Linked DNA regions of Mus musculus: all the other regions are linked to region 2. A link is a loop called in an ENCODE intact Hi-C map of the cell type or tissue named here. Cell type or tissue: heart. All regions are shown on one strand. Each heading gives the region's core, and the rest is flanking DNA. Links, peaks and the distances in the headings are about the cores only.

Region 1 (10,955 bases), core at 1,015-9,014, 120 kb after region 2:
TCTTCCTAGAGACCTTCATCTAGACATCACCTCTTAGATTTTCATCCTTGCCCAACATCCTTGCATCAGTGAAAAGAGTTTGTATTTTTCCCTTGATTTATAGTAGTTTATCTTTTTAGAAAATCTTGTAAAGTGGCTCACAAATATTCTCACTTGATCCTTAGCATAACCCCAGAAGGTAGATAATTCATATACAATTTTGCGTCTACAAAGACACGGGTCAGGGGAGACCTGTGGGCTTCCCACGTCTCACAACAAATAACAGCAGGGATAGCGATTGAGCCAATCCTCCAACTTGAAGTTCAGGATTCTTCCTACTGCTTCAGCTCCCAGATTAGACAAATAAGATATTAGAGTAAATATTACTCAGGGAAGACGATACTTCAGGAATGTAGTGGTGCTTAACAAGTTATTGCTGAAGTAAATTTAACTTCTTCTGGCCGCCAAGAGAGCATCTTCATAGAACGAACCTTCCTGCAAAACATACAGAGCTGATGTGTCCTCTTTTGTTCTTTCTCATAGACCCTTCTTATGACTCTGTCAGGAGAGGAGCATGGAACAATAATATGAACTCTGGCCTCAACAAAAGTAAGTAAATAGGAAACCATTTGGGGGTGAGTCAAATGTTTCTGGAGAGCCAGAAGTTGGGGTGTGGGCGTAGGGTCATAAGACACACACTAAAAACAAGTGTTGGTCTTCATGCTGCCTGATTAGATGTCAGTGTGAATTTGCAGTGCCTGCTCAGATTTTTGAGGTCTACTTTGATTTTTTTTTTTTTTTTTTTTTTTTTGCTATATTTATGTGTACTTGGTTTTAGAACTTATAAGGTTTGAGGTTTTCTCAGAACAACTTGATATATAAAAGAAAAGTAACTCGTCTGGATTTTGATATTTCAGTCAGGACGTTGAATCTCTGGGACATATATTCTCCACATGACAAGGCTCAGTCAGGTCAATACCCCTAGCCCTAGTTAGAGAGATTAACATGAAGGATAACCTAAGGGATGTTGCGCATCACAGACATTAATTTGACCAACAGTGATCAGCCGATGATTTGTTGAAATCCACCCAGTGTCTTCCATTAAGGGGCAGTGAAAGAGAGCGATTCACTCTTCAACCAATGTGTCCATCTTACTGTCTCCGAGAAGTAAAACTGCAGGGAAATGAAGGGAATTGGGGAGATTATGTTAATAATGAGGTTGCATTGGTGCAAGCGATAACCAGGATCCCTTTCAATTATGAGTGTGCAGTGTTTGTTCACTCTGCATGCAGGACATGACGCTATGGGACTCACAAAGATAAGCCAGGCAAGGACCAGTTATTTAGGCAGGAGAGAGAAATCATGGACACACATATGTCTTCATCTGGGTTGTATTAAAGAGTTCTTGCGCACCTGCTACCGTTAGAGCTACTCAGACAGGCCATGTCTAGGGAATGTCTAGGGAACAGGAGACAGGTAAACCTGGAGAGCTAGATGTCAGGGACGACCATGGTGGTATGTCTGACAGTGAGGAACCTAGGTTTATGGAGTTTAGGATGCAGAGTAGACCAAAAGATAAGAAAGGGATAGTGAATGATAATATGGAAGTAGATTCCAGATCTTCAGTCCTAAGGAGTGCTGAAGAGTATGTGAGTCAGTTTGAAGTATGAGAGGTCCAGTTACACCGAGCCACCCATCACACAAAAAGCAGCATACATTCAAAACTGGGGAAGCCAGAGGTCAAACATGAACAGCCTTGGAGAGGCTCTCACGAAACACAGTGTGACAGGCACCAGGTGGTCTGTGCTCAAATGACACTTTCTCAGGAGAGACCTCTGTATTGCCATGTCTATTTGTGGGGGACACGTGTGTACATTTGGGGGCACAAGTATAGCCGTGTACCCATGCACATACATGGAGGCCAAAGAGAGACACTGGCTGTTCTGTTTTATCACTCTGTGCCTGGTCCCTTTGAGACACTCTCTTACTAAACCCTGGAGTTCACCATTTCTCGGCTAGCCTGACTGTCCATCAAGCCTCGGTAATCTTCTGATCTGTGCCAATCCCTCTCCGTTCCCAGGCACGTGTTAGAAGTGCACACAGACATGTCAAGTTTTTATACGGGTATGCTTGGGATCTGGGCCCATGTCCTCGTGCAGCAAACAGTCTTACCATGGAGCCATCTCGAAGCTCAAGGTCCTATATTTCAAAGGAATGGTCTAACCCCATGTCAGCAGACATTGTTCAGTGTTTTCTCTTCTGTTAAAATATAACTTCATTGCTAACTCTTCTGCCCCGAGACCAGTGCCAGCGTAGCGGTTTGATAGGTATTCAGGAATAAAATGAGTCTGTGAGTCCATGGGAGAGTGCGGTCCTGGCAGCTCATGTGCCCTCCTTCCGGGGGATATGTAACAGGAGCATCTTCTGCCACTTTTCTTGATTTCTCCACAGGTCCTCTCCTTGGAGGATCACAGACCATGGGCAAGAACACTGAGCAGCGGCCCCAGCCAGGTATGTGATTCAAATATGTAGCCTCTCACTTGTGTGTTATACTGCTGTGGAGTCAGTCAATGGTGGAGCAAGACAGTGTACAGTTGGCTGTCCATATCTGTGGGTTTTAGGCCTGGGGATTTAACCAAACACAGACCAATAATATTCAGGAAAGAATCTACATCTGCACTGACTGTGGACAGACTTGCTTTCTTTTCATTATTCCATCAACAATACAGTACGGCTCTTTGCATAGCATATGTGTCATGATGGTAATCTATGATTTAAGGAATGTGGATGGATATGACTAGATTATATGCAAATAACCCATTTTATGTAAAGGACTTGAGCAGCCACAGATTTCAGTATCCTTGACAGACCTTAGAACAAATCCCCTGTGTATCCCAAGAGGCAACTCTAGTTCACACATTGTCTCTTCTTTCCAAGAGAGTATCTGGGAATTAAGCAGCAAGTCCTGGAACCAGGGAGCGATCTGTTAAAAGGAACTTAAAACTGAAATGGTCCAACACCTTATTTTGTGGAAGAAAACAGGGGTTCTGAAGGGTGAAAGGATTTGCTGAAAGACAAGCAGAGCTGAATTTCTTTAAGTTCCAGAGCCTCCACTTCTTATCCAAGCATTTTACGCTTTACGAAACCATACAGAAATGCCTTCACCTAGTAGATACGCAGTCAAGACATAAGACCTTTTGAAGCTATGGACCTGGAGACCCTTAATAAAGAAATGACTTAGAGACTGCAGTCTATAATCCCTCGGTAGCATGACCTCTTATGATGGGATGCCCTTGTTTCTGACCCTGACCCCGCCCCTGCTCCTCCTTGCTTGCTTCAACAAACAGGAAGTTGACAACCTACCTTGACTTAATCCTTTTCTGAGCCAGAGCCCTCTGTTCAGCTACCCCTCTGGCCACTTGTCTTCTGGGGAGAGGTCCCACAGGAAGACCCTACACAGATCTGAGGAGAGCCATTGCACTCAGCTCTGCTGTCTTAATTAAGAATCTGAATTAAGATCTGAACAAGCTATTTGCTTTGGGGTGTGCAAACATGGTTCTTCATTTCCAGCCAAAATATAGAAAGAGAAATTGTAGTAAAAAGTGAAATTCAAGTGAAAACCAAGTCAGGTAGAGCAAATTTTTAAACAAGTTCCAACAACAACAACAAAATTGAATATCTACTCAAACAATTTCAGTTTCATCAAAATTTAATAAAAAATGTGGACTGAAAGGCTTCAAGAACTGTTAAATTAATTCTTTTTAATTCATTAATAATTACTATTATAATTGAAAAAAGCAGTGTGTTTTTAAAAAGGAGTGACTTCATAGCTAAAATACAAATTCTGCTTAGTGTTGACATTTTCAAGCTTAAAATCACAGAGTTTTGGTAGAAGGGAAGAGAGCCCAGCAGCCCAACCCACTCTTCATAGCTGAGAAAACAAATACCCAGAGGTTGTCCAAACCATGATTTAGTTCATGACATAGCTGGGACTAGAACCCAGGCTACCTAATGGTTTTTATAGTCCATCGGAAAACTCAGACATGCGTAATGTCTTCAGCATTAGAAAGATCTATTAATGGCTAGTAATTGCTGAGGAACCTGCTTTAAGCATGTTTAATAAGCAATCCTTCAGTTCATTCACTGCCTGGTTGAATTTAGCCAGATGCTTTCCAAACGTGTGGGCGATTTTGTTTGGGGGGTAGTGACAGCATAATCTAAAAGTTTAGAAACCAGGTATGAAGCAAGAGTGCTATTACTCGTCTACGTTGACTGGGCCATAACTTTGATCAAGGCCTCTAATCAAGCTTTCCTATGGCCCTGAGATAAAAGTAGGAACCGTTGAAGTCTCCTTCATCTTGATGCTGCTCTCAGATTATTTGCTGAGGAATGAAGTAAGCTTTTTTTTTCTTTCTAGATCCTTATCAGATCCTGGGGCCAACCAGCAGCCGCCTAGCAAACCCTGGTGAGTTAACTTGAACCTGCAAGCCTTTCCCTCCAGAGCATTCGTTATATCTGTAAGGTTACACAGAAACCTTACTCCTCGGTACGGTACAGGCACCTGTCTGGAGACTGCATGGGCTTCCTTAGTCAAATATTCAACTGTGCACAAACAAGAGGCAGGGCCTGTTCATGAGTAGCAGGGTCTGCTGCCACAAGACGTTTCTGGAGAACAAGCACCTCTGGACAGAGGTTTATGTCCATGGCAAATGACTCAGATGGAAGCTCCCCGTTAGGGAAGCTATTCTCAGTTATTCCTCATCCAGGGCTCATGGATAAATGTCCCCAAGTGTTGTGGTTTTGACTTGAGTGCTATAGTTATCCAGCCTTTGAAAAAGGAAGTGCAAGCATCCCAAGAGAGTTGCACACACAATGAACGTGACAAGATGTGAAGGATTCACTATTAAAAATAACTCTCGGATGTGTTCTTCTAAACCCAAACCATGGAGATGGGGAGCTCAAGGCAACAAAAGCCAGGCCCACGTGCCTGCTGCACCTGCAGTGCTACAAGCTCGCTGGGCCTCCTCCCTAACCTTTAGCTAAACCATTCCTGCCCAGAAGATAAAAAGCCATCCAGCATCCAGCCCCTCCCGTTGCCTCTGCCCATGCGGAACTGAACACTAAGAGCCGTGCACTTTTCTGGAAAACAGCCCAGCTTAGTGAACCCCAATTCTATGAGGTGCCTTCTCTCTGCTCTACCCCACAGCCACCCCCCAAGAGGTTCTTGGATACTTGACACTCTTTAAGGCCAATGTTGAATAGTTTGAGGGATTTCAGCACTAAATGGAGATTAGATAGTGACTCAGGTCTAGGTAGAAAGGTCTAAGGGGAGGGTCAAAAATCTTAACAAAAGGATGTGGAAAGTTGGCTTCCCTGAGATCCTAAGAGCTTGGGACAAAGCCAGCATTCACCACAACCATCCTTTGGGACAATCTGTCTTAAGATCTAACCTTGCTTACTACGCTCATTTTGGCGGCGGCAGTAGAGTAACAGTATATACTGTACCCTTTTTTTAAGATTTATTTATTTTATTTACGTGAGTACACTGTATCTGTCTTCAGACACACCAGAAGAGGGCATCAGATCCTATTATAGATGGTTGTGAGCCACCATGTGGTTGCTGGGAATTAAACTGAGGACCTCTGGAAGAGCAGTCAGTGCTCTTAACCGCTGAGCCTTCTCTCCAGCTCCATAATGTACCTTTTGAAACTAGCTGGATAAGCCCGTCTTTGATGATGAGCAAGCTTTTGAAGTGATGGGTGTGTGAATTGCCCCTCTGTGATTGTCAACCACTATGTATGTCTGTCAAAATATCACCACATGCCCTGTAAACGTGTACAATTATCATGTGCCTATTTCTGTTTTCTAAAGGAAAACATAAAGGGTTGTCTCCACTTTCCTTTTTTGTTTTGTTATTTGTTTGTTTGTTGTTGTTGTTTGTTTGTTTGTTTGTTTGTTTGTTTTTCCAGATAGGGTTTCTGTGTAGCAGAGCCCTGGCTGTCTTGAACTCCTAGACCAGGCTAACCCCCAACTCACAGAGATCCACTTGCCTCTGCCTCCCAAGTGCTAGGATCAAAGGTATGTGCCACCATGCCTAACCAATAAAGGTTGTGGTGGTGGTGGTTGTTCTTGTTGTGGGGAAAGGACATGAGTTGTCATGTTTAGGAATCAGAACTGAGACTACTGTTCTTCTGTTTCCTCCTGCATGCAGGGAGTGGGCAGATCCAGCTGTGGCAGTTTCTCCTGGAACTACTGTCCGACAGCGCCAACGCCAGCTGTATCACCTGGGAGGGGACCAACGGGGAGTTCAAAATGACGGACCCTGATGAGGTGGCCAGGCGCTGGGGAGAGCGGAAGAGCAAGCCCAACATGAATTATGACAAGCTGAGCCGGGCCCTCCGATACTACTATGACAAAAACATTATGACCAAAGTGCATGGCAAAAGGTATGCCTACAAGTTTGACTTCCATGGCATTGCCCAGGCCCTGCAGCCACATCCAACAGAGACATCCATGTACAAGTATCCCTCTGATATCTCCTACATGCCTTCCTACCATGCCCATCAACAGAAGGTGAACTTTGTCCCGTCTCACCCATCCTCCATGCCTGTCACCTCCTCCAGCTTCTTTGGAGCAGCATCACAATACTGGACCTCCCCCACTGCTGGGATCTATCCAAACCCCAGTGTCCCCCGCCATCCTAACACCCACGTGCCTTCACACTTAGGCAGCTACTACTAGAACTAACACCAGTTGGCCTTCTGGCTGAAGTTCCAGCTCTCACTTTACTGGATACTCTGGACTCTAAAAGGCACAGTAGCCTTGAAGAGATAAGAAAACTGGATGTTCTTTCTTTTGGATAGAACCTTTGTATTTGTTCTTCTAAAAAAATTATTATTTTTATGTTAAAAACTTTTGTTTCCTCTACCTGAAAAAAAAAAAAGATCATTCCATGAGCCAGTCCACCAGTTTGGATTCTCAACCTCCTATCATCGAATGAGTTAAATATTTAGGTTACTGGAACGGTTTATACCATGATTCTGAGAAAGGAGTACGCATTTTCTTTACTCTTTTTTTTTATGACCAAAGCAGTTTCTTATCAGCACACGGGTCTCATCATTGTAGGATTCCCTACGATCATGAATCATGGACTTGACCAGGGTTGGTCTGGTTTGAGACTTAGTAAAAGTCAAGGCAGGATGTTTATAATCTTATCTTCGGAGGACTCAATTCAGTGGATGGCAACTGGAACACTGGCTCTGAGGCCAGTGAAGTTTTTTGCCCAACTGGAATTTAAAAGATGTGTGTCTATGTGTGTATTTAAGAAGCCATTATTATTACAAAATTCCTCACAATGGGCAGTATGTGTTTGGGTGACTCTTCTCCCCAGAAATAGTCAGAATATGAACAAAGAAAGTTTAACACAAACTCAGACACTCCTGACGGGCAGAGGATTAAATAACATTTTTTTGGAGGGTTTAATAACATTTTTGGAGGGGTTTTTTTGTTTGTTTTTGTTTTTGGGGGTTTTTTTTGTTTGTTTTTTGTTTTTTGGTTTTTGGTTTTTTTTTGTTTTTTTTTTTTTTTTGGTTTTGATTTTTAATGACAGTGAGTCCCAGAACTTTGAAAAGTCATGGGGATTTCTAAACTCAGATTCGCAAACGCTGTGCGTTTGTCAGACCACCAGACCAAGGTCAAACAATCAGAAGGCAACTAACTGTATAAATTATGCAGAGTTATTTTCCTATATCTCACAGTATTAAAAAAATAAATAATTAAAAATTAAAGAATAAGTAAACGAGTTGACCTCGGTCACAAATGCAGTTTTACTATCAAATCAATCATTGTTATTTTTTTAAAATATAATTTGTACATCTTTGTCAATCTGTACATTTGGGCTATTTGTACGTTTTTGTAACTGTTTTTTTTTAATAAGCATAATGTGACTATTGAAAACGAGGAGTTAAAAGTCACTGAGTTTTTAGGAAGAAAAACCTAAAAATACAGTTATTTAACACGCATGCCCAAACAAGATCTGTTTAGACCTACAACGCTTTAGAAATGTTTGTAAATAACAGAGTTGCAATAACCTGAAAAGGACAAACAAACTTTTCTCTGTGCACACGAGGCACTCTCCTGCTCTATATATGCAATATATTTTTAGATGTGCAAATATATATATAATTTTTCAGGTAATCGTGACTTTTTAAACGATATTGTTAAGGTGACAACTCTTAGTCCACTGAAGACTAAGTTGTAAAATAATTTGACCTTAATAAATTGTGCCTTCTTCTTTTTCTTCTTCTCTCAGAACTGGTGACATTGTTTTCTTATTTACTTCCAGATCAAAGGCTTTCCCGGAGGGAAGTTGTTTTTATTGCTGGTGTGTGTGTGTGTGTGTGTGTGTGTGTGTGTGTGTGTGTGTGTATGTAAGAACACACAGCACACATTTAAAGGTCAGAAGGCAGTTTTTATCAAATAAATCAGTTCTCTCCTTCCATGTTAGTTTTTGAGGCAGAATCTCTTGGTATGTCTCCCACCCTGTGGACTCCAGACACACAAGCTTCCAAAAAGCTCTCCCGCTTCCACCTCCCCTCTTACCACAGAGCACTGGGATTGTCGGTGAATACCTCCACGTATGGCTTCTTTCATGAGTTCCAGGGATCAGAGTCAGTCATCAGGCTTACAACGTCTCACGTTTATCCACTGAGCCATCTCATTGGCCCCGAGGAAAAAAATAACTTGCCTACTTATTCTTGTACCATCGATAATCTCCTAACTGCATGTGCTGCAGTACAGTGGAAGACACAGTATCTGTGAGTTTCAGATGCTTGTTAACAATGACGATTTTAAAGCTTCTCTAAGCCATTAAGATCTGTATGACCTTTGTAAGTGAGAGACAGACCTAGGTAAACTATATCCAGGGAACTACAGCAGCAACCGTCTCCAGGACCTGGCCAGGTAGACTTGACTCTGTTCCCCACAAGAAGGCGACCTGATGCTTCAGCAGAGAACAGGAGTCTAGCCTGACTTCAACCCCACACTAGGGTCTTACGTAGACTCTCTGGCTCTATTTTTCAGCCCAATAGAGAAGCTTGCTTCCAACGGCTTCAGCGTTAAGCATCATGCTCCTCTCCTTTACAACAAAGATGACTAAAACTAGAAATAGCTGGTGTTGTTGCAGGGACTCTCATAGAACTAGTAGCTCTAGAAACCCCTTAAAGAAGTTTGCAGCCTCTGGTCCTCACACAGAGTAATTTCTAGACCAGGTAAGCCTACGTGAAGAAGATGAGAGGAGTTCTGAACACTGGTCTCCAACTTCTAAAACATGCACCCTACATTATAAAATACATTAAGAACATATCCTTTATGTTTATGTATATGCTGGTTTGTATCTTGCATTGACAAAATATATACCATTATACATTTGTAGATCCCTCCAATCATGACTGAAAATATTCAGAAAGTGTTTTAAATTATTGGGTAAAGAGAGCTATTGAGGTTAAGAGCAATTGCTGCCCTTACAGAGAACCCAGGTTGGGTTCCCAGAATTTACATGGGGTGACTCACAACTGCCTATAATTTTAGCTTCCAAGGATCTGTTGCCCTCTTCTGGCCTCCTCAGATATCTCTACACTCACAGCATATGGTTACACAAACACACACCCCTATACACATAAATGAATAGTTGCATCTTTCCTGAATATATACTGACTCTTTATTGGCATTTTAATCAAATCATGAGTGATAACAACTAATTACAGTGTTTACCTTGCACTTGATATGATACATTATGTAGATGTGATTTAAAAGATAGGAGAAGAATATGTAAACAGTGTGCCATTTTAAATAAGTGATTTTGGCATCTATGGATTTTGGTGTCTTTAGGGTAATCCTGGAACCCATACTTATCCAGAGGAAAATAAGATTAAATATTTGTTATAAACAAAAAGATGAGATTTTAGAAGGTAATATGAAAATGTTTAAGCTGACATTCTGTTTTCTTCCCTTATTTATATTGCTTCATCCCTGGTTCCAACATTCAAAACGGAAACCGTGAACATTACTGAGACAAACACATATATTTACATTCATACATTTGCTTTCTAGCAAAGAATAACTACTTGGCATTAATGGCTCATGCATAGAAAGACATGAGGCAAGTCAGTTATGTTCATAAGTAGTCAACTTTCAAGTCTCATAGTCAACTTGAAAGGTCTCATGTCAGTTTGCAAATCTACAAAGTCCTATTAAGGGGGAAATTGAGAGGCACATATCCCTGATGCACTGCTAAAAGAACAGGATGCTCACACCATTAGTTCACCTTTAAAAACGTGTGTGTGTGTGTGTGTGTGTGTGTGTGTGTGTGTATTTGTGCATGTGTGCCTGTGTGCCACCTGGGTGCTGGTAACTGGAGTTGCCAGATGAGGATGCCTACATCCTAACCCTGAAACTGGAGTTACAGGCAGTTATGAGCTGACTGCCATGTGAGCTGCCCAACATGGATGCTGAAACACATGCCTATGTCTTCTGTGAGGGCAAACAGTTTCAACTCCTGAGTCATTTCTCAGCCACTGGTTAGCCCTCTAGACAGTTTTGTTTCCTACACAAAGCTGCAATGCTTTCTCACAATCCTGTACCCAGAGTGTCATGGTGGTTCATTCCATGATCCAAAAGCTGGTCTACCCTGACAGGAGCAGAGCAATTTCGTCCATCAAGCCTTCGCTCAGGGAGGAATGACATTTAGTGCCCAGATTGAATGGTCTCAGCTGACAAACAGGCATTTATGTCATCCTGACTGTGAGTCCCCTCTACCACTCTGCACTTGTGCCATGAAGGCCATTACATCTGATAAACTGTGGCAGCAAAGCAGAGAGGGCACAGCAACCCTGTGAGGGACTCTAATGGAAACCGATCCTCTCCATGTCCCCACCTCAGCTCCGGACCTGTCCACAGCACTTCAGAGCAGGTGGCTG
Region 2 (10,955 bases), core at 2,063-10,062:
GCAACTGGACCACATTGCCAGGCATCCTTGGGGAATAGCCTGTTGGGGGCAGGGGAAGGCATCTGATCAGACCAAGGTCTCTGAAACCTGAGCCCTGTCCAAGGCCCTTCTACAAGGGGAAAGAGAAGAAACGAGTAACATTTTAAATCCCAAGAAAACAGAAGTTGAGGCCAAAACAACTTGTTAGTGAGTGCTTTTCAATGCCTGAGCTCCTGAGAAAAGACTCAACATAGAGATATCTCCCTGGTGGCTGTATTTTGCCCAGCTCTGAAAGAGAAGGTAGCCGGAGAATGTATTCCTGAGAGGATCAGATAAGGGGAAAGTGGGAAAACAGGAGCCTGAATGGGCATGAGTGTGTGTGCTACTAGAAGGCCAAGTCTGGAGAGCCATTATTTACATAGCAATACATTCAAACTTTCCCAGAAGTGTTCAGCCTGGGCTCTTTAGTCTGTGTGTCTGTGTGTGATGCTGTGTGGTTTCTAAGTATTCCTAGAGATTTCCTGGTAACAACAGGAGGTTTCTGGAAAGGCAGCTGGGGACAGATGGGTGGCTGTCTTTTTAGAACAATTCTGTCAGACAGCAGTTGAAATATTGATAAGAAACCGGAAATCAAATTACCAGAGGGGAAAGCCAAAGGAGGAAGAGGTAGGGGGGATGCACAGAGCTGACTGGACCACGGACCACCACGGCAAGCTAGGAAGGCTGCTGTGAAAATTCTGGCGGCTGCAGCAGAGGTTCCGGTGTGCCTGAGCAGAGGCTGCATCTGAGCTTTGAGCAAAGAAGAACCATCAGGTTTAATTCTTCATTGTCAAAGTTCCACAGAGCTGGGTCATAGAATACTGTTGCATCCACAGCCAGGACATCCTAGAGCTCTCTCGGCTTTGTTGGTAAGGGTGTCTTTTAAGGTGAGTGTCCTCTGGCATCTACTGGCTCCTGCCCTTCTGAGAGTCCCTCCCTCCCTCCCTCCCTCCCTCCCTCCCTCCCTCCCTCCCTCCCTCCCTCCCTCCCTTGACTGCCCTGGTGCCCTGGTTGGGGATCTCTTCCTCCTGTTCATTTCTTTTACCCTCCCTGCACTGGTGTTCAGAGAAAATGGGGAGAGTGAAGAAAGAGGTCTGAATCAGCAAGGGAAACGCATGTGCCAGAGAACAAGTACCTAGTCCCTGAAGTAGTGAGTGCCTGTGTTGTGGCTTCAGGAGTCAAAAAAGCTGGAATTTGTTAGTAGGGAGAAAAGTACTTTATCAGAAACACATTGGCTGCTGGAGAAGCTGTGGGATTGCCTTGTTAAAGGTGGTTTCGGAGAAGGGAGGAAAGGAGGGAGATGGAGGCAGCCCCCCAGTCTTAAAGCAGAGGACAGACCTGCACAGGCAGAGGCACCTGACACCGTAGGTGGTGGTGAGTGGCGTTGCTTCTCCAGCCCATGGACTCTGACCTAATAAACCACCTTCTCTGCCCCTGAAAACAAGTGCCCGGCGCCCACCATCCTGGGCTGTGCTGCAGATGTGTTTTCTTTCAAAAGAGGGAGATGTTAGATCATCGGAAAGGGGCCTCCACAAACGTCAGAACCTAGTCTTTCTCCCTGAGGTAACCATACCCTGGAAGGAAAGAGTGTCTGCCACCAGCCTGACTTAGTGGTAGGGAGGTGGGAGAGCCAAGAAGATCTCTGCCCCAGGGCCTATGGTTACTCTCTTATGATCTGTTCTCTGGTGACTGTCAGCTTGAAAAGGATAGCTCTCCACTTCCCAAGGACTACCAATCCTTTCTGTCCTCTAACCAGGGTGCACTCTTCAAAACCCCAGGAGTGAAACCTCTTGAGCCCTTGTGAAGCCTGCAATGTCTGGTTTGTACAAAGAGAAAGCTGGTTCAGGCCTCAGGGTCTCCTGGCCTGAAATTCTATAGGCAGAGGCAGAGAGTCCCTAGAGGCTTCTCAAGGGACCAGCCCAGCCCCCATTGCCTTCTCTATATGGAGCTTGTCTCACCTTTACTACACTTTTGAGATACTTATATTTTTCCTACTTAGGTTGCTTCTGGAGCCTTGAGGCGCTTCCTCTTTAGCACAAGATGTTTCAGACAGTCCCTGACATGTCCTCTTACATCAAGGTAAGAGTAGACAGCATCTTTAAACAGGCAGTGATCTCTGCATAACTCCCACCTCTCCTGAAGACCTTTGATCTGGTCTTTCTTTATCCAGGAAAAAGAAAAAAAAAGAAAAGAAAGAGTGAAGTCTTGGCTTTTCTGTCATCAGGGCAGCACTTTGGGGAGACAGGGTGTGTATTGCATGCTCAATGTGACTGGTGTGTGCACATGGACATGTGTGTGACTATGTGCAAGTACAGTGGACCCAATGGTTTCTTTTACTGGATGGACCTGCTCAGCCTTCAAACTCACCTAGAGGGCCCATCCCTCAAAAGCTCAGATTGCTGTATTTGACAGCTCATCTAAGGGGTTGTTTTCCCCTTTCCACAACCGTTCCCAAGAATGTAAACAAACCCAGACTGGGACATCTGGGTTACACGTTCAGTGAAAAATCCCTGGCGGGTGGGGTGGGGAATGTACACTGAATGGCCTTGCCCAGAGTAGAAACTGGGCCTCACTCTGCACAGCCAAGAACCGGGTGGAGGGCAAAGGTGTTTCCTTTAGAACTGGGCTCCTTCCTAAGACCCACCCCAAGTGCCCTGCCCACACACCCTGGCCCAGCATCCTCCTGCTTCCAGAAAAAGGGATGGCAGGGCATGGGCCCATCTGCCAAAACATCTTCGGTATAGGTTTCTTAGGTCTAAGAAGGGAGCACTTGTTTAACACCTCAGGAACTTGTTGGCAGTGGAAAGCATCTCCCTCCTTCTGCTTGCTGTCTGAAGCAATGGTGTTCTCTTCAGGAGGAGTCCAGGAGGATTGCTCTGGGAGGAGTAGTCACTAAACAAGGATGGGAGGGGTGGGGGAGGAACTGGAGTAAAACCGTGTCAATAATTAGCCCTTGCAGAGATGGATGGATGGCTCCCAAGAGGTGCTACCACAGTAAACGATGAGATCAGACTGGGCCAGGCAGGGCTCTGGGTTCCAGTTTTACAGAGGTATAGCTCCTACCCTTCACCTCTCCCTGCAAAGAAGCCAAGCCCAGGGGCTCTTCCAGCCTTACATGCAATGTTCTAAATGGCCTTCATCCTGGGCTGCAGCCTCTTTCCAGCTCAGACACCAGGTCCCAGAATCTCAGGGATAATAACTCTCCAAAGGGCAAGGGGGAAACCCAGGGTCTGACCCAGGGTTAAGGGTCATGGAGAAAACAAGCTGGTCCAGGACAGAGTAGCAAACCAGCCTGGGGTGGGCAAAGAGGCCCTGGGAGAGCTGTGGGCTGCCGCAGGAGCCGCTTGCCACAGGAGCTCTTTTCAAGGGGGAAAATGGATTTTTCAGCAGCCACAAAGTTTGTATTGTTGCACAAAGGAGCTCATTGATGTTGGTCAAAGTTCTGCGTGGCAGGACAATCTTCGGTCTATTCTGCAGGCTTCCATCACCGACCATTTGCCAGAGGGGCACAAACTGCCAAGCCCTTGCTGTTCTCTGTCTGCACCAGCTCAGAGTTGTTGATAAACAAGGGGAGCCCAGGTGACCTGGCCCCGGGAATCAGGAGCTGAGAGCCCTGCCCTAAGGAACAAGGAGACCTCTCCACCCAGTCTCTGGATGCAGCTTACTACAGACTGAGGGCTCAGACCTGGTCCTGCAGGAGAGCCCTTTTCAGGGTGGGGATTGAAGGAATTAGAGAAAAAGACAGAGGAACCTCGGTGACAGTTAAAGATGCTGATATGCAGTCCTAGATGCCTAGCTATTGACAGCTGCCTCCCTTTGCCAGGCCCTGTTCTGATCATTGTGCGTGTTTGTAAGAGAGCAAGTTCAAGACACAGACACTAAGGAGAGTATACTGACTGCCAAAGAAGTTCTAACATTCATGTCCATCATAGCCCTTTTAGATGCATCCCAGTCTGTGGCCATTGCGCAGAGAGGGACACTAATTCAGAGAGGTTAAGAGTCCAGAGGAATCCAGTGGTCCAGCCTAAACTTTCACACACGCGGAATCTGAGTTAGGAGGTGGATGGAGAAGACCAGAGACCCAGTGCAATAATGCGGTCCAATAATAGCACAGTACTTACATTCCTATTCCATCAAATGGGGCGTTTCCTTGAAATCTGATACACACACATACACCTGCACAAACCTGATAGGGTTCTCTTCTTTCTGTCCTCCACTCTATCAGCCTGAGGATTTTGCCCATGCTGCTTTTGGGGGTGACATCCTCCTTCTCCCTTGACTCACTCAAAGGGAGGCTGCTAGGTCCTGAACCTGCACAGTGATACTGCCCATAAGTTTCTGGCATGTAGGTCCTGAAGCTGCGCTTCAAGGATACTGGTCCGTATTTGGAGAGAATATTGTATGGGGCTACTGGGAGGTCGGGTTGGCTGAGATTCCAGAAGCTGAACCCACCCGCGACCTCCATAGTCCCCATTATGGCGCCGCCACTGGATGAGGGTCGCGACACCGGGCTGGTCTCCACCTCCTGTCATCCTGTGCTCTCTGGTCAGTCTCCGACTCCCTTGGGGTTTTCTCGACGACGCCTAGTGGTCTGGGGGTTCGCCTTCCAATTGTCTGGGGCTCGGGTCTCTGAGACCCTCCTGGCCTGGCCCCCTGCGCGGCTCTGCAGGCGCTGCGGCCTCCCACGTAGAGTTTTGAACAGGGTCGGTGCTAAGGCAAGAACTAGCGTGGGGAGCGGGCAGGGCGTACAGAGGCTCTAAATCTTCCTTCAATCTGTGAGTGGATGAAGTCTGAGAAACAAATTCAAAGCAGGCGCTCCTGCAGAGCCTTCCTGCAGAAATATTCCCCAGCATTCAAGCGCATCCAGGGGCGGCTCAAGCTGCCTTGTTTGGCTAAGGTCAGACGAGACTCGAGTTCTCCAATAAAAATAAATCTCAAATTAATTATGGCCTCGAGCGAGAGGCCAGACACTTGAAGCTGCAGTTGTGCAGTCTGGAGTTTTGGCGTTCGCCTGCCAACCCCTTCCCCTTCCCCCACCCCCTCCTCCACCTCTTCCCCTCCTGCTTTGCCAGTTAGATACCCTCTGAATCGGTGGGAGAAGAGAACGCAAGGGGGAAAGCTCTGCCACAGACTCTTTGCCAGACCTGGCATCTTTAGGAACTTCAAATGACCCAGATGTCATCTGGTCCGAAGGCACCCCAGGGATTGGGCTCCGATTGTCCTGTCCTCCCACTCCCGTCCCAGTCTAGGACCAAAGGAGCCCGGGAAGCTTGCGTCTGGAAAGTCTTGACCCGGTCAAAAGGGCTGACATTGAGCGAGCCAAGACACGTTTTGTCGGCCGTTTCCCTCCCTGGGGAAGCAGAACTTCCGCATCTTTGAAATTGTCAAGTGTATATAAAGCAAGTCGTCTCCTCAGTGCTTTAATGAAAACGCTAAATTCAAATGTTTCTTAACTAGTCACCTAAGTGTATACAACTTAGAAACGTGTGTCAGGATGCTTTGTTGTTGGAATTTTCTTTTCCAGATTGTACCTTTAAAAAAAATATATTTAGCCTGGCTTCTTGAGCTATGAGCTTCCCCTGATTTGAAAATCAAGAATGGGCTGGTGGAACAGCAGCAAAGGTACTGGTACCATCTCCCAACCTCCAGCCCCCAGCCCTGCCCAGTCTGGGAAAGAGTGAAGCCCACAGTCCTTAGAGCGCCAGGAAAGAGGGTGTGCACCACTGTGTGGGCAGGGGCTGCCATTCCTGAGCTGGACGGGTACACAGGGAAGGGAAGAGCCAGTGAGAGCCAAAAGGGGGGGGGGGTAGGAAAGGGAAGGGGAGTGAGAAGCGAGAGAAGGGGAGGGACCTGCCCTCTCCAGCACAAGACAGTTTTCATTTGCAGCAGGCCTCACCGCAGGCTCTCTATCAATTTGTCTCAATGCAAACATTCAAAATATTCTCTTTGGCTGCTCATGAAAACAATGTGAGCTGCCAGGATCAAACCATCTTTCCAGATGTCTGGTGGTAACCACATTAAACAGGGCAGACTTGTTTACTGTTGTGTTTGGTTAGGGCTTTTCCCCCCTTCGGGATTTAAAAGAGAGTCAGGAGGATCCAGTGGAGCACCATCCCCAGAGTTACATAAGCGGGCAAACTCGCCCACCAGAGCAACAGCAAGGGATGGGAGGAACCCGACATTCTATCCCAGATCTGTTCAAAACTGGGGGACAGTGCCTTCTTCTGTGTGGAGAACCCTGTGAATGAGAGGAGGTTCCGATGGAGGGGTCGGTGGTAAAATGTCAATAGATTGCAATGATGCCTAAGCCTGTCATGCCCGGGGGAGCCTATGCCAGCGCCCCTACGCCCCAAAATTGTGAAATTGCTTCAGTGTCCGGTTTGCAGGCAGAGACAAACAAAAAAATACTCCCTAGCTGAGGTGGGGGTTCAAGTCTTCATTTTTATCCGGATTCTTGTTGAACAAGAATTCTTGTTGAGAAGGAATTGGGCTCAATGAAGTTCGGGGATATTCCAAGTGAATTATTCCAGTGAGTGTTATTCAGCAATGGACGTGACTGTCGTTTGCCAGATCAGCAGAAGCCGAAAGGAAAACCTGGTGATTGTCTGCCACTTGGCCCTTGGGGCAGGGCGGGGCGGGGCGGGGGGCGTGGTGATTAAATGTGGATTGGCTATTTTGTGGCCTTTGTAACTGTCCAGTGCCTGGAAGGAGACCCTCTGCGGGGAGACGTAAACACTCCTTTCGGACAGAAAGAGGCTCAGTATAGCCTGGGTGCACCCTCCTGAAAGCTACGTTGTCGTTTGAATGTCTGGGCTGAAAAGGAAACAATTTGGGGTTTGAAAGGATGTAATTCATTCTTCTTTCCCTTTAACCTCTTTCCTCTCTGGAAAGCATGTGGAAACGCTGAAGGGAAGAGCAAGAGGGCGGGCAGCCCGGCCGCAGGCAGGAAAGGGTTAAGCCTGATTTCTTTTAATTGAACTCCAGAACTGGTGGCCCCAGGCAAAGGGGGGGGACTGACCCCGCTAGCGGTAACCAGATGTGGCGGTCCCAGGGGAGCCCCGGAGCAGACCCCTGGATTGAGAAGCAGACAGGAGGAGGGGGAGTGGGCCCGGCCCCCACCCCACCCCCCACAGTAAACCGAGTCTCAATTGCTGGCAGGCTGCACCGCCACTCCAGGTCTGGTCACGTTCAGACCCGTGTCTGTATTCGAACCCCAAATTGGAGCTGAATTGATGAGACTAATTTGGAGAGGGGGAAGGGGGGAGGGAGGGAGGCGAGCGAGCGAGCGCAATTGCTCCTGAAGAAATAAAGAATTAATAAGTCACCTTCTTGCCGCCGTGGACACCCTCTTGATTTTTTTTTCCTTTCCAATTTATTCGGATCTGCTCTGGAATTTTTCCCCTCTTTTCCCGGGAGGACTCTTAAATAATAGTGAGAAAGTCCACAGCGTGGTCTGAAGAGCGTGGAAAAAGGTAACCTGTTTTCAAAGTCTGGGAGATGGGAGTCAGGCCGCCAGCGCCGATACCCCAGAGAAGCCTTAACAAGAGAGCTCCTGGGTCCAGCAGGGGAGGCGCGGGGGATAGCAGAAAGAACCGAGCCGGTAAAGCGGGCCACGCCGCTGGTTGGGAATGACAGTCCCTAGCTTGGACCCTTAGACTGCCCGTTCTCATCCAAGGTGGGGTCTCTGCTGAGCCGCGGCTCGCCGCGCTCCTGGGTCCTGCTGCGTAGTGTGGAGGGCAAGCTCGCCCTGGTGTCAGTTCCTTGGGGGCTGCGATGGTATTGAAGAACTTGGGCCGTCGGGTCCTGATAGGTGAGAGAATTTAACTCAAAAAGCCTAGGTTGTGGCTGGTCTACCTCCTTAGCGGGCTGTGGAGCCCGGAGTCGAGGCGCGCCAAAGCATGGGCATCTCTCTGCTAACAAAGCTTGAGGTATTGAGCCCTTGACAGGTCAGGTCCGCGGGACCCAGAATTCGCTTTGAGCCTATCCGGAGACCAGCGCTTAGATGCAAAAACTCTCTTCGGCTCCTCTCTTTCTTTCTTTCTTTCTTTCTTTCTTTCTTTCTTTCTTTCTTTCTTTCTTTCTTTCTTCCTTCCTTCCTTCCTTCCTTCCTTCCTTCCTTCCTTCCTTCCTTCCTTTTTAAAAATAGTAGGTTTGCCTTGATCTGCATCCGAATCTCCCCTGGCGGTCAGCATCGCCAGGTTATCCCCTGTTCTAACAAACTCTTCCGCCGTCTTCCTCCCATCCCCAAAAAAGTTTGACTCCGGCTGGAAAAAGCATTAATGAATGTATCTGTGGGAAGAAACGGAAAGTGAATGAGTCAGGAGGGCCACCTTCGGCCAAAGGCCCAAGGGAAAGGAAAGAGGCCAGAGGCGTTTGGCTTTGGATTTGGGGGGAAGGTGATGGGGGAGTTGCAGACTTCAGGAATCAGGGAGCGGATACTGGGCGTGGACCCCGTCATTGTTCCTGGCCAGCTCTTATCTCCCAGGAGCAAGTATCCTGTGTGCGCAGTGCATGAATGTAACTGGGCATCCCGCGTATATTTATATAGCGAGTGATGCGAAAAGCAGGGCGAGGAGAGGACGAGGGGGTGTGGGGGAGGGAAGACAAGAGAGAGCAGAGAGTGGAGAGGGCGAGATGAGAGAGAGAGAGAGAGAGAGAGAGAGAGAGAGAGAGAGAGAGAGAGAGAGAGAGATAGGACTTCCTCCCCGATCGCAAAGTGAAGTCACTTCCCAAAATTAGCTGAAAAAAAGTTTCATCCGGTTAACTGTCTCTTTTTCGATCCGCTACAACAACAAACGTGCACAGGGGAGCGAGGGCAGGGCGCTCGCAGGGGGCACTCAGAGAGGGCCCAGGGCGCCAAAGAGGCCGCGCCGGGCTAATCTGAAGGGGCTACGAGGTCAGGCTGTAACCGGGTCAATGTGTGGAATATTGGGGGGCTCGGCTGCAGACTTGGCCAAATGGACGGGACTATTAAGGTAAGCGGCTGGGCAGTGGGCGCGGGGAGAGGGCCGACCGGGGCGGCGGGAGGGCTGGGCGCCGGGGTCCCGGAAGACGTGGCCGCTCTCCCTTCCTTCCGCGCCCCGGCTTCGCGCGGTCTCCTCCGGGTGGCGAGTCCCCCATTCCGAGGAGGCCGGCCAGCCTTCCCGCCCAGGGCGATCTACCCCTCACTCCTTGCGCCACTGTGGAATCCCGCAGGCTCCCACTGTGCCGCCCGAAGGGGCTGCGAGACCCGGCAGCTGAAACCTGGGGACCCGGGGCGCGGAGCAGAGTCTCGGGCGGGAGATCGCCGGGTCGGTTCCCACCCGGCACCCAGACGACCTGGCCCCGGCGCCAGGCACTAGTCTGGCGGCCAGCTTCCTCACGCCAGAGGCCGAGATCTGCGCGGGCAGGAGCAGCGTTCGCCTCTGGCTGGGGTCCCCCGACCCTCCGAGCGAGTTGGAGGAGTAGTTGCGGGAGGGCAAGGGGTGCAAGGGAGGGTGTCTGAGGATCCGGCTGAGCCGGCGGGTCCAGATGGAAGACCCTGTTTACTTGTCAGCCAGACCGGTTTCTCTTCCCCCCTTCTCACTGCTGCTGCCCGGCAGTTGCGGACGCCGGCTGCCTGGAGCTAACGGGCCCGCCTCGCAGTTCCTCGGGTTAGGAATCTCCTTGCTCTCCGGCTCCTCAGTGCCTCAGATCCCGCACACTGTGCGTGCGCCTGCTTTAGAGCAAGGGATCCAGGAGCTGTCCTCTCAGTAAGAATTAAACTCCTTCAACAGCTGTCCCCCTGCGGTGGCTGGTTCAGAGTCTATGGCCTGGGGCTTGCCGATTGCACCCCCACCCCCACCCGCCACCCGCGCCGGCCCAGCTTGGGTCTAGGTTGCAAAGTGCAGACCAGCAGACCTGTGAGTCTGGGTTCCCTGTCACGCTTCAGAAAGGCCGAGTGCTCCCTCCGAAAGGGGGAAGTAGGGCCAGGAGCAGAGACGAGGGACACCCCCTAACGTGACTAGCCTAAGAGGACTTAGGAGAATGAATGAGAGCAGACGTTAGCTTCAAGGCTGCATATCAAGCAGGAATTGCTCTGGAAAAACTATCAGGCTGGTGAGGTGGGGACTGGCAGAGCCGCCATTCTCCAGAACCCAGAGGAATCCACTTCCCTCTCATGGCTTGATGAAGAGGAGGTGAAGGTGTTGTTGGCTTTAGAGAATTTAACAGATTTTTATCTTCTGGGTGGGGTCAGAGTGTTTTTATTTTCTAAGAGTCTCTTCTCTCTCTCTCTCTCTCTCTCTCTCTCTCTCTCTCTCTCTCTCTCTCCCTCCCTCCCTCCCTCCCTCCCTCCCTCCTTCTCTCTCCCTCCCTCCTTCTCTGAAACATGCTGACTTAGGTAAAAGGCACCAACTGAAGGAACTCAAAGACAGATGAGATAGCCGATTGTAATGGGGTTTTAACACAACCACCTAGCCACAGGTTTTTCAAACCTGACTTGAGAGTGTTCCTAAGGGGTGTGCTCTGGAGACCTGACAGTGCAGGTCCCTGGGCCCTGCTTCTCTGCTTCCTGTTGGTATGTTCCTGCAAGTGCCTACATCCCTCAGGTTCAGTAACCAGATGGTCCTTCGAAAATCTTCACACCCCCATTCAGAACACTATCTACTCACAACCCCCCCCCCCAAACTCCCCTAGGTCCTAAAGGGTGGTAATGTGGCTCCAGAGGCTTAATGTGGACACTCTGAGAAGAAGTGAAGCAATATCTGCGCAGTGTTCAGACCTCTAAGCACAGGCCCTGAGCTCTGGAGGAAGCTGTGGTCTGTGTACCCAGGATGTGTTAACCCCACACTGTGCACAATGGGATGGGCATGACAGGCCTCAAGGGCAACCTTAGACCAGGAGGCTGCCACTCCATACCAAAGATGGGGGTCAGGGCTCTTTTAGGGTCAATAACTAACAGGAGCTCATGAGCCCCC
Region 3 (10,955 bases), core at 1,620-9,619, 99 kb after region 2:
GGCCATGGCTTGCAGGTTTAGAAAGAAACAAATAAGCCACTAAACAGAGGGAGAAAGGAGAGGAAGGATGGGAAGGAAAAGAAAGAAGAAAGATGGACGTGAAGGGAAGAGCAGGAAGGGAAGGCGAGTTTTGAACTATTGAATTAGGATTTACTGTACAGCGTGCTGGTACCATCAGAATTAACCAATGAGACTTTTGGGTAGACAGAACTAATGGTCTATCTGCTCTGTTCGTACTGGTTTAAATACTGATTTAGGTTGAGAAACTGGTCTGCAGACAATGCAGTCACTAACCAAGTCCTCCTTCCTGCTGAGGAGTTCAGTGCAGCCCTGGCCCTGGGCTCTACCTGCCAGGCTGAGCCCCTCCTCTGCTGGCCCTTTTGTGTTGAGAGTGCATTTGTCTCCCTGCCGCCTCATTCAGGCTGCTCAGAGCCGCCAGCTCCTACTGGGTAGCAACCCTCTTCTGAAATGAATTGACTGTAGCATCCAGGCAAACGCAGCACCGGCTGCCCCCATTCAGGTGGTGATGGGCATTTATCTCCCAGCCTCGGCCCTGGCCTCTAGAGACGATTAAGCCAGTGCTTTGCAGGTGCATCTTTTGTTCCCAGTAAAGCTCTCCACTTAGGCGACTGCCTTCCCCCTTTTGAGGTAGTCTGGCTGAAGGAGCCAGCCTGCCACAAAATAAAGTACATTAGCAATACAAAGCTAACAAACTCCTCCCCCCTTTCACCCTCTTCCCACCTCTCTGCCTCTCTTCTTCCCTAATAGCTATCTTTATTTTTTTAATATTAAATGGAAAAAGAAATAGAAGACATCAATGCCACCTTGACTATGTCTCTCTTTGAATAAGAGGCACACACGGCACTCAATCAGAGCTGGGTGTGTGCCCACGGGTGCCTTTGCTCCCTGCTTTGCAAAGGGCAGGTGCTAGCTGGCATCAGGCGCAAATGGGAGAAGCTGAGGAGATGAAGTCTATTAATGTATCTTCATGGTACTTATCAACTAGAGTGCTGCTTTAGTTCAGAATGGCATGATCGTCCTTTCTAGCCTGCCTACCTCCTAAAACACTGACTGAAGCTATCTCAGGGTTATTTGTATGTAGAACGTAAGACAACATTTCAAAACTCAATTTCCACAGACCTGTAAATGTGTTGTGAGTCTCAGTTATACCCAATTGGAACCATTGAACATTTTCTACCTTATTTGTCAAGTTTAATGTACTTAAAGCAGGAAGACAGCGGTTATTGTCAACCATTTCCATAGCAGCCTCGGCTGTCACTTAAACAGGATTTTGGAGTGTGCCTGGTGCGGGTACATACTTTGTTTTGGAGCTTTGCACCATTCTGTGAGTCAGTCCGCTGTTTTTGTTTCCTTTCTGTGCAGAGAGGTGGGACAACATGAAAGTGACCCCTGAATGGTTTGTAGCCCCTCAGAGTATGGTAAGGAAAGTTCCCCTTTCACTTAAGCCACTGTCATAAGAGAGAAATGGTTGTTACCAGAGTCTGGGAAGGCCATGAATGGAAAGGTTATAGAGGGTGAGGGGCCAGTGGGGACCTCATGCAGCTGAAGGAACAGCTTCTAAGGCAGAGTAGGAAAAGAATGATTGACAGCAGTCAATTCAATATTTTCAAAACAGCTAATAGGATTGTGTGTGTGTGTGTGTGTGTGTGTATACATGTTTGAGGGCGTGTGCATGTTTGCATGCGCACACATATCTGTGTACATGCATGTGGAGACTATAAGCTGGCGTCAGGTGTTTCCCTGGGTTGCTCTCCACTGAACCTGGAAGCCATCCATTCAGCTATGCTGGCTGTCCAGTGAGCTCCAGAATCCTTCCTACCTCTCCCTCCTTAGCTTTGGGATTTGAGAGCCACACTGTGGCAGGCATATGGCTTCTAGAGGCTGCCAGGGATCCCAGTCTGGACTCTCATGCCTGGTCCACAGGCACTTCACCAGCTGAGCTGTCTCCCCGGCCCCAGTGATTACTTTTGTGACGTGATGGATGTGTCTGTGTCTTTCACCTGATTGTTACACATTGCAGATAAGCTTAGTAACATCACTCTGAGTTCTCAAAGTACTTACAGTCACTATATATTTGAAATATTTTAAAATATGTATGATTTAATGGCCCTTATTGCCAAGGTTCCTCCTCAAAAACACAGTCTTTTCCCTCTAGCTATCTTTTCCTAAGTGTAATTTGGTGCAGAAATTTGAATTTCTGCAACATTTTTCTCTGCCTCTGTAGTTTTTCACTGCTGCCTCCAGCTACATCTCTGTTCCCTTTTCAGAAACAAATGTATACCCAGCCTCTACTAGACCTTAGCCTTCCGTCTTAAGGGCACAGAGAGCCCCTTGTAGACTTTGTAAAACAATGACATCCAAGGACAAGTCCTCTGTAACTTCCTTCTCTGGAGCAACCTGGAGCCCTGGAGCTCACTGGATGGAAATGGGGGCTGGCTGCCAGAGGCTGCAGGTAGAGAGAAGTGCTTTGCGTTGACTGCTGACAGAGAGAGAGTACTGAAGCTGGAAGCTGGTGACGATTTCACTGTCTTTGAATGTGCAGAGTGTGGCTAAGTTATACACTTGAAAGTGGTTAAAACGGTAAATTTTATTTTTAAAAAATTAAATGCATAAATAACAACAAATACTGAGGCTAAGGCCCAGACATAATGTGTTAATTCTAAATCTCTACTGGGTACCTACGGGGGCCTTGGGGATTTTTTTCTTAAGTTCTAGCTGGACAAGCCCTGCTTCGTTGTACTGAAGGAACGTAACCGGCACATCCAGGGCCACTCCAGGTCTTTCTGGATCCTTCTGACCTTCTCTGTCCCCAGGTCATCCTAGACAAAGACCTGTGGATATACTGATTGTAAGCACGGGTGGGTGAAACATCTCACAGTTGATGATGTCATTATTACTGTTATTGACAACTAGGTATGAGTTTAGCATCTTACATCTTAGAAACTCCCTGCTCCCATGCCTTCATTTGGCTCTCTAAAAACAGATCATGTGTTGCTAACTTGGGTATATGGGGGAGCACTGAGGCTCAAGAGACTAAGTGGCCTTTCCACATAAGCCTTCTAGAGCCAAGCTTGACCCTACTCCCTTCTTCCCTGTCCTGCACACTGAAATCCAGTGTGACTGCTGATCCTGGGTGGTAGATCCAAGGTCCCAGCTTTCTCTTTGGTTTTCTGGGCAGCTCCTGCCCCAGGGCCCTCTGCAAGTGCTCCTTGCCCCCACAATAGGCAAGAGTAGGCACCTAACTTCAGAGCTCCCCTACATGCCTAAGGCCCTCATTTCCTTAGCCCTCATCCTGCATCTATCTCAATACCTCCAGCTCTCCAACAGGCAGCGGATATAGAGCTCCTTGTTCACTAACTTCTGGACCTCATAGCTGACAAGGCCTGGCGGAGCTCTGAGCTTCTAGGCCCCCACCTAGAGCCTTTGAGACTTGATGCCGAAGGTGAAAAACTGAAAACCACTGCCCTAGCTGCCAAGGGTAGATGGCCTGCAGAAGCTCCATTACTGGCACTTACCTTGACTGATGGATAAAAAGTCTGTCTTCATACTTGCCAAGGATTGAAAAGAGAGGGGCTAAATCGCCCCATGACACATATGCTGGATGCCCAGCTGCCCATTTATGGATCATGCTTAAGAGAGCCTCTCCTCTCAAGAATTCCAAGGACAAGGGCCAAGCATGGAATAGCAACCCTTCTGTAGTATCTACTTACCAAATATTTTCACATCCATTATCCATTATCCACACACCATCACCATGAGATCGCAGCTGCTACCTTCTTGTCCCCGTCCTGCAGTTAAGGATAATAGGGCCAAGAGCTCCCAATGTTCCTTAGATGTCACCCATATTTGGGGCAAAGCAAGACTACCCGTGCTCGCTTCGGCAGCACATATACTAAAATTGGAATGATACAGAGAAGATTAGCATGGCCCCTGTGCAAGGATGACACGCAAATTTGTGAAGCGTTCCATATTAAAAAAAAAAAAAAGACTCTACCCAACATAGGTTTGATTTGCTCCCCATAAAATGTGGGAGGGGTGCTTCCCACATTTTAATCTCAACATCTTAAGTATTTGTTAATGAATGTTTTCCACTCACCTAAGGTAAGCACCCAGCTCCTCTTTCAATGTTATACTAATGAAGTTGCAGTGTGATTTTGGGCAAGGGTTTGCCTTTTCTGTCTCAGTATATTATTTGTATGGCTGTCACAATACCTGACAGAAACAACTTGACAGGGGAGATAGAAACTTTGCGGTTTTGGAGAGACTTCAGTCCATTGTGGTGGAGAAAGCATGATAGAGGGAGTGTTTCGCAGAGATGAGAAGAATAGAACATTTGGTAGTGGGCGATCCCATGGTGGTGGACCAAGATTCAATGGTTAAGCTATAGCCTTTATCATTAGCCTACCCCTAGTGATCCACTTCCTCCAAACAGTCTCTATCTCCTAAAGGTTCAATGAAATTGTACCATCCAGTGGGCAGCGAGCATCCAAAAGCTCGGAGCCTGTGGGAGATGTTTCCGATTAAGTCAGAACACTCCATTTCATCATGTATAAAGTGAGGCTAATTTCCATGCCCTTGTAAATCAGCATGATGTCTGACATGCCAAAAATGCTTGATAAATTATATTCATAACAGTTCATTATTATGATTTATGACCCGAATTTAATAGTAATTAACATTATTGTTGGGGAAATATATTTGAGGGTTACCAGAGGCTAACAATGTGAAGATATTGTACTCTAATGGATGGTATAGCGCTGTGCAGGATGCTCCACCATAGCTGAGAAGCCAAGCTGCTCAAAACCTTCCTAGGGAGAGACCCCTATAGGCGATGTCAGGAAGTGCTGTCAAATCACATTCATAAATGCAAAGTCACTTGTCACATTCAAGATCTCCAAGGGGAAGGAAGGAAGAGCCACAGTTGAAAATACCTACTGAATATCTTTTATACAAAACAAAAAAACAAAACAACAAAAACAAAACAACACCCCCCAAAAGAATCAAAGGCCATAAAATGGTTGAGACCAGCCAAAGCCACCCTAACCTGAAAGATACTACAGAAGACTGAAAATACGTCAGACCACAAGCATTTAGTATATGAGAGATCCAAGCTGTATAGGACTTTTTAGTATTATATTAGTTTACCTTTTGTGTGGTATGGGTGGTATGCCATAGCTCAAGGGCAGAGGTCAGAGACAACACATGCAGAGTTGGTTTCTTCTACCATGTAGGTTCTGTGATTTGAACTCAGATCTTCAAGGTTTAGTAACAAGTGACTTTTCTCACTGAGCCATCTCCCTGGCCCAGTGTGTTCATGCAAAGGATGTAGGTGGTCAGTGCCTTAGTAAAGAATGGACCTGAATTCTGTGAGTCGTTCTGCCTTCTCCCAGTTGCTCATTGATTCTCTGACTTATGGAGGATTTGCTCCATACAATAAACCTTCCAGAATCTTGGAAATATGATAGCCAAGGGGCGCCAATCACACCTGCAGATGAGCAGTAGAGTCTCAGAAAGTCGCCCTGCTGCCTCCTGCACACACCCTCTCCATCGGAGTTCAGAATGACATCATCCGAGAGGTTATGGTGTAATGTGTGTGGGGGTGGGGGAGGGAGGGGTGTCTCTGGAAAAGCTGGATGTGGATATAGAAATGTAGGAGGGGCAACTCTGATTCTGGGGTGTGTGTAGGCACTGCCATATGCCTCCACGTGTGTTCTGGGTGGTATTTTGAAAAAGGTGAGTCCCTATACACGTGAACAAAGTGTCAGCGGGTGGCATGTGTGACCCTTGGGTAGGTCTCCAGCACTGGAGACAATGTGCTTAGGCACTTCATGGTGAGACTGGAATCTCAGGTATGGAGCCCAAAGCAGGAGCCAGGAATTTGCCTCAAAATACTAAGGCCCAGTGGTAGTGGGGTGGAGCTAAAGTGAGATTGGCCATGGCTTTTAATTGTTCAGCAGAGCAATGGGCCCCAGTAAGGCTTCACTGGACTTTTTCCCTTTTATGTATCTTGGAATTTTTCTGTGACTGTAAAGACAATGATAAGTTTTATCTGAGTGGGAGGACAGTTAAACGAGCAGAATGTCTGCATTCCACACCTGTGTACAGTGAACGAGGGTGGCGTGCTCTTGGGAGGCCCACATTCAGACTGTGAGTCTATGGGGAGGGGAGAGTAGGTGAACATAGAAACAAGAATAGAAATGATGTGGTGTGTGTGTGTGTGTGTGTGTGTGTGTGTGTGTGTGTGTGTGTGCCTGTCTGTCTGTATGTGTGTATGTCTGTGTCTGTATCTGTGTGTGTGTCTGCCTGTCTGTGTCTGTGTATGTCTGTGTCTGTATCTATGTGTGTGTGCTTGTGTGTGGGTGAGGGTGTGTAATTGTGTGTTTCTCAGCTATTTCTGTGGTCCAGAGGCAAGATTTGTGATTATAGATAAACAGTAGCTTTCTCTCTCTGGTTTGTATTTGGTTTTGTTTTTAACTTAAAAAAAAAATCCAGAGTTAATGTCTTGTCTGTTTCCTATCTGACCCTCTTTAAGAGATGTGTTTGATTTTTAAAAATTTTTATTTTTACTTACTTATTTTCGAGAAAAAGTGGCAGAGAAAGAGAGACAGAGAGGCAGAGAGGCAGAGAGAGACACACACAGAGAGAGAGAGAGATTGAGAAACTGGAAACAAAGAATCGTTGTCTCTGAGCCCTGGCAGGCAGGAAACCCCAATCTCAGGGGAGTCCAGCCAGCCAGCCCGGCCCTGGAGTCAGACTCCAAGTTTCTGAATTCAATTTGACAGCTTGTCTGGGACACTTTCTAAGTAACCATTATCCTTCCTTTCTCTAAGTAAAAGAACTGTTATTCCTGTCCCAGGGTGTGCTGTGTGCTCTGTTATTGCACACGTGTGGCCATACGATGACGAGCACACGGTCTCTAAAATTACTGGAAACAGTTTTCATGTTCCCTAAGACAAGTGTAAATTTGTTCCAGGCTAATGAGCAAAAGATTTGAAGTCTCATTCCCCAACCTGGTGAGAAGTAGGTAGATGGGCGAGGGGGGATGAGGGGAGGGGAGCATTTGCCCTGGTGTTGTGCATGTACACACTATTCTTACTAGGATTTCTTTGAAGTACACACACACACACACACACACACACACACATCCTTCACTGACCACTATCCTCAGCGTAAGCATAAGTTCTCTCCCTCTCTCGTCCACACTCACATCAGCCTAGAGCTGCAGGTTGCAAGGAGATGACTCCTCTGTGTTCAATCTGCAGGCCCTGGAAGCAGGACCACACTGGGTTCTTTGGATCTTTGACATGGTGTTGTGAGGGATTAGGCAGCAGCCACCCCCTCTGTTCATACTTGAAATCCAGGGGCAACGTGTAAGTTTATGTCACAGCACCTTCTGGACAACTGTGGATGCTTGCTCTCTTGGGTCTGCCCTCGAGTCTGAATGGAACTGTACCTACTATGCCTTCAGTCAAGCTTGGGACTGTCTCTCCACTTACCCCACCCCTACCCAGGGACCTGCCGCCCCTTCAGAGGCCTTGGCCCTATAGCTTTGCCTGGTTCTAGTCTCCTCTGCCCCTTTTATGAGGTGTTTTGTTTGTACCCACTCTTTCTCCAATTTAGTAGTGTTTAGTATTGGACAGATTCCAGAGGACAGTTTTTTCCTCTCAAATGACTAAAGCACCCTGGAGCTAGAAACCATTGGATGGGCAGATGAAAGTCACCCTTAACCCACTCCCTAAAAGGTCACTGTAAGCCAGCCCTCCAAGATGCTTCTATGGGGAGACTGGCTTTTTCTCCTGTGGGGGTTGCAGGGGGTACCCTCTCCCCTCCCCTCCCCTCCTCTCCCCTCCCCTCCCCTCCCCTCCCCTCCCCTCCCCTCCTCTCTGCTAACCCTCACTTCCCACTTGATATGATCAACCCTGAAGCTGTAAAGGGTCCCATCCCAAAATAACAAGGGAAAATGTCTCATCGTGTAGCTGTCCATGCTTAGGAGCTCGTGGTCCCTTTGACCCAAATGCTACTTGCTATTTTATCAGCTAAACTCTCTTTCAAGTGTGGCCTCTCAGTCTGTGGCTGTGCAAAGGGGAACCACAGGAAAAAGTGATCCTCCAGAATACTACTACCACTCCTTCCCCTTCCCCTTCCCCTTCTCCTCCTCCTTCTCTTTCTTTCTTTCTTTCTTTCTTTCTTTCTTTCTTTCTTTCTTTCTTTCTTTCTTTCTTTCTTTCTTTCCTTCCTTCCTTCCTTCCTTCCTTCCTTCCTTCCTTCTTTCCTGTTTCTATCTTTTTTCCTTTATAACATATTTATTAAATACTTAGTCATGGAAGATTTTTCTATGCCATAAAACCTTATTAGTTTAATGCTATCATTATTCCCATTTTATAGATGAGAAGCCCAAATCACCATGTTGGTTTGAAGCAGGGCAGAATCTGTTCTCACAGTCTCCTCCCCAGCCGAGGTAGAAGACAGGCTCTGAAATTTCCTCTTGTATTTCGACCCAACTATGTCTTAATTACTACTGATGCTGAGGGGGAAAATGCCTTGACAAAAGCAACTTGGGGAAGTAAAGGTTTCTTTAAGCTCACAGTTTAAGATTCATCATGGTGAGAAGTCCTGGAGGTAGGAGTTTGAGGCAATTGTTCACATTGCATCTCCAGTTAGGAGTTAGCAGAGAAGAGCGACTGCTCTGCTCCACTGCCTTTCTCCTTTTAATCCAGTCCAGGATCCAAGCCTAGGGAATGGTGCTGCCCACTTCTACCTCAAGTAACCTAATCAATTGTTCCTCACAGGCATGGCCAGAAGTTTGTCTCCTTCATCTTGCCAAGTTGACATTAATAACATCACAGCATGCCAAAAGACCCATTTCTTTCAGGAAGCTGGGTTTGTCTAATTGTTAAAACCATGGGACTGCATCGATTCCTGCAATGGTTCAAAATTTCTCAATGTTACCGGCATTTCTGGAGGCATATTAGTTTGTTTCACAAATTTTTCTGTAGATATATTTTTATAATTTGCATGATGATACATGATTAAGCTTTTGAGCTTAATTGAACACTTAAGAGAAATGAAAAAAATGAGCTTCAGTAAAAGGCATATTACACTGAGTAAAACCATTTCCATGTGTTGCAATGAACTTAATCTGAAAAAACGAGAGTGAGACACAGACATGTCATTAGAAATCAGGTTGTCATGTTCCCCTTGGTTGATATGAGCATCAATCATGAAGACCTTCCAGGATCCTACCTCACCTAAGCTCCCTCCATGAAGTTAACTTTTCCTGCACTGGGGCACTGAGGAAGGAAGCTGTAGCTGACTGTTGGGTCCTTAGAATCGACAGCTTCCATTGCTTCTGCAGTGTTTTCCCACCTCAACCTTTACAGCCCACACTTTGTTCTCACACTTAATGACAACTTTAGCTTCTTGGTTTACATCAGCATCCTTTCTGTCACCATAGGCTGGCCTCTCATGTCCCTGGGCCAGAAGACAGCACTCCCCTCAGATAGTCAGAAGTTCTCATTTAGATCAACATGACTTTCTTGTGCCTGTCTTTGCTTTTATGCATTTCAGAGCTGTTCTTAGAGGCTTCCAGAAGAAATAAATGAGGCTGTAGGTACCCATGTATGTGTTCTGCGCTGCTAATGACGGTAACGGGGAATGCACGTGCCCTGGTGCATCTCTATAAAGGAATGTGATTCCTGTAAACACTTGAAGGTAGAGGGCCAAATGTACAAGGCTGTGGGAAGATATTTGTGGGTAATGACATCCTGGGGAACTTTCCAACCTGACTCCATTCCTCCTCCTTCCATACCAGCAGAGAGAGGCCTTGACTGTAGTGCTCTGTGGCTGAAGCTCTGACCATATCACACATTTCTTGGTAGCAATTCACACTTGCTAAGTAAGCTTGGCCTTCCTTATTCCTCTCCAGTCTTGCTGTTACTATATCAGTCCTGCCGCCTCTACCAAGCTGCTTCTTGCGTTAAAGATCTGTCTCACTCCACAGAGTGAAGCTAAAACTCAGAATGAAATTCATTTTAGTTCTTAAACATCTTCACCATGTGCTCTGATTTGTGATGGAAACTAAAAGTGGTCCTGTTAGCTGATGTTGAGAAGGGTTTCAAGTTAACTGGCAAGAAAAGGGGATTGTCTACAAGTGCTGTTGATGCTCACTGGTGGCTACCTCAGCACAGGGTCGTCCAGATACGTGGGCTTTGCCCAATGTACTGATTTAGCTATTCCAGGAGGTTTGTTTAGCTATACTGGAAAGTATAGCTGGCCTCTCCCATCCAGGGCTTCCACATCGGCAGTTTTGACCAACCATTGCTAGAGAAAAGAGCATCCTCTTGGACAAGCAAGCTCCCTGTCATTTCCTAAATGACACAGTATAGCAACGAATTACATTGTGTTAGGTATTTTAAGTGATCTTAGATGTTCCTCCAGCAGTGCAGTGAGTTAGTGTGCCTTACTTACACAGCAGTGTGTATGCATGGAAGTGATACCCCAGTCGTGAGATAGCGTAAGTGGTCCATCAATGACTGGAAGTCTTTGGGAGGATGATCATGCGTTCTATTTAGCACTGTACCATGAGAATTTGAGCATTATGGGTCATGGTGCATGATAGAGACTCTGAAACCATTTACCCTCACATGCAAAGGAAAGACTATGCTTACAAAAAAAGCTTATTTTCCCAAGCCTTTATCTATCTTATGTCTGTCTGTCTGTCTGTCTGTCTGTCTGTCTCTATCTACCTACCTACCTACCTACCTACCTACCATCCCCGTAAAGAAAGGTATAGATCTGTCTTTTTTTTCCTCTCTATTTGAAGAAGGAAGAAGAGAGAGAAGCACAGACATGGAAGCCCCTCTTGACGCACAGGGAAGAAGTGTATCTTCTAGTTAAAAGGATGGGCTGTAAGCAGCACCATTTATTATTTTAAT

The links. Peaks named below come from ENCODE experiments on the same cell type or tissue, not always from the same donor. Only the 100,000 strongest peaks of a DNase experiment are listed, where the experiment ranks them.
Region 1: it touches region 2 in a loop (1.8-fold over the local background); 2 of 42 quality-filtered maps call a loop at or near these places.
Region 3: a loop joins it to region 2, with 2.1 times the contacts of the local background. A loop is called at or near these places in 3 of 42 quality-filtered maps.

The regions. Positions count from the first base shown.
Region 1 is chr9:32,419,541-32,430,495 of GRCm38, reverse strand. It overlaps Fli1 (Friend leukemia integration 1), which reads left to right. Exons shown (of 9, transcript NM_008026.5): 6 at 523-588; 7 at 2,431-2,490; 8 at 4,397-4,444; 9 at 6,191-8,292. The coding sequence ends at 6,720. Among named protein-coding and RNA genes, the nearest start is that of Gm31755, 13 kb to the right of the region's middle. In heart, for the core only: no CTCF peak of the experiment used is centred there; a DNase peak (open chromatin) is centred at 4,975.
Region 2 is chr9:32,539,229-32,550,183 of GRCm38, reverse strand. Fli1 (Friend leukemia integration 1) reads left to right here and starts at 8,732. Exons shown (of 9, transcript NM_008026.5): 1 at 8,732-8,993. The coding sequence starts at 8,976. In heart, for the core only: a CTCF peak has its summit at 8,221; DNase peaks (open chromatin) are centred at 5,293, 8,453, 8,973, 9,933 and 7 weaker places; H3K4me3 peaks cover 5,699 bases; H3K27ac peaks cover 5,809 bases; H3K27me3 peaks cover 4,208 bases.
Region 3 is chr9:32,439,863-32,450,817 of GRCm38, reverse strand. All of the region lies in intron 5 of Fli1 (Friend leukemia integration 1), which reads left to right. Gm22060 (a small nuclear RNA gene) reads left to right here and starts at 3,890; the gene lies at 3,890-3,996. In heart, for the core only: a CTCF peak has its summit at 4,836; DNase peaks (open chromatin) are centred at 6,757 and 7,507; H3K27ac peaks cover 753 bases.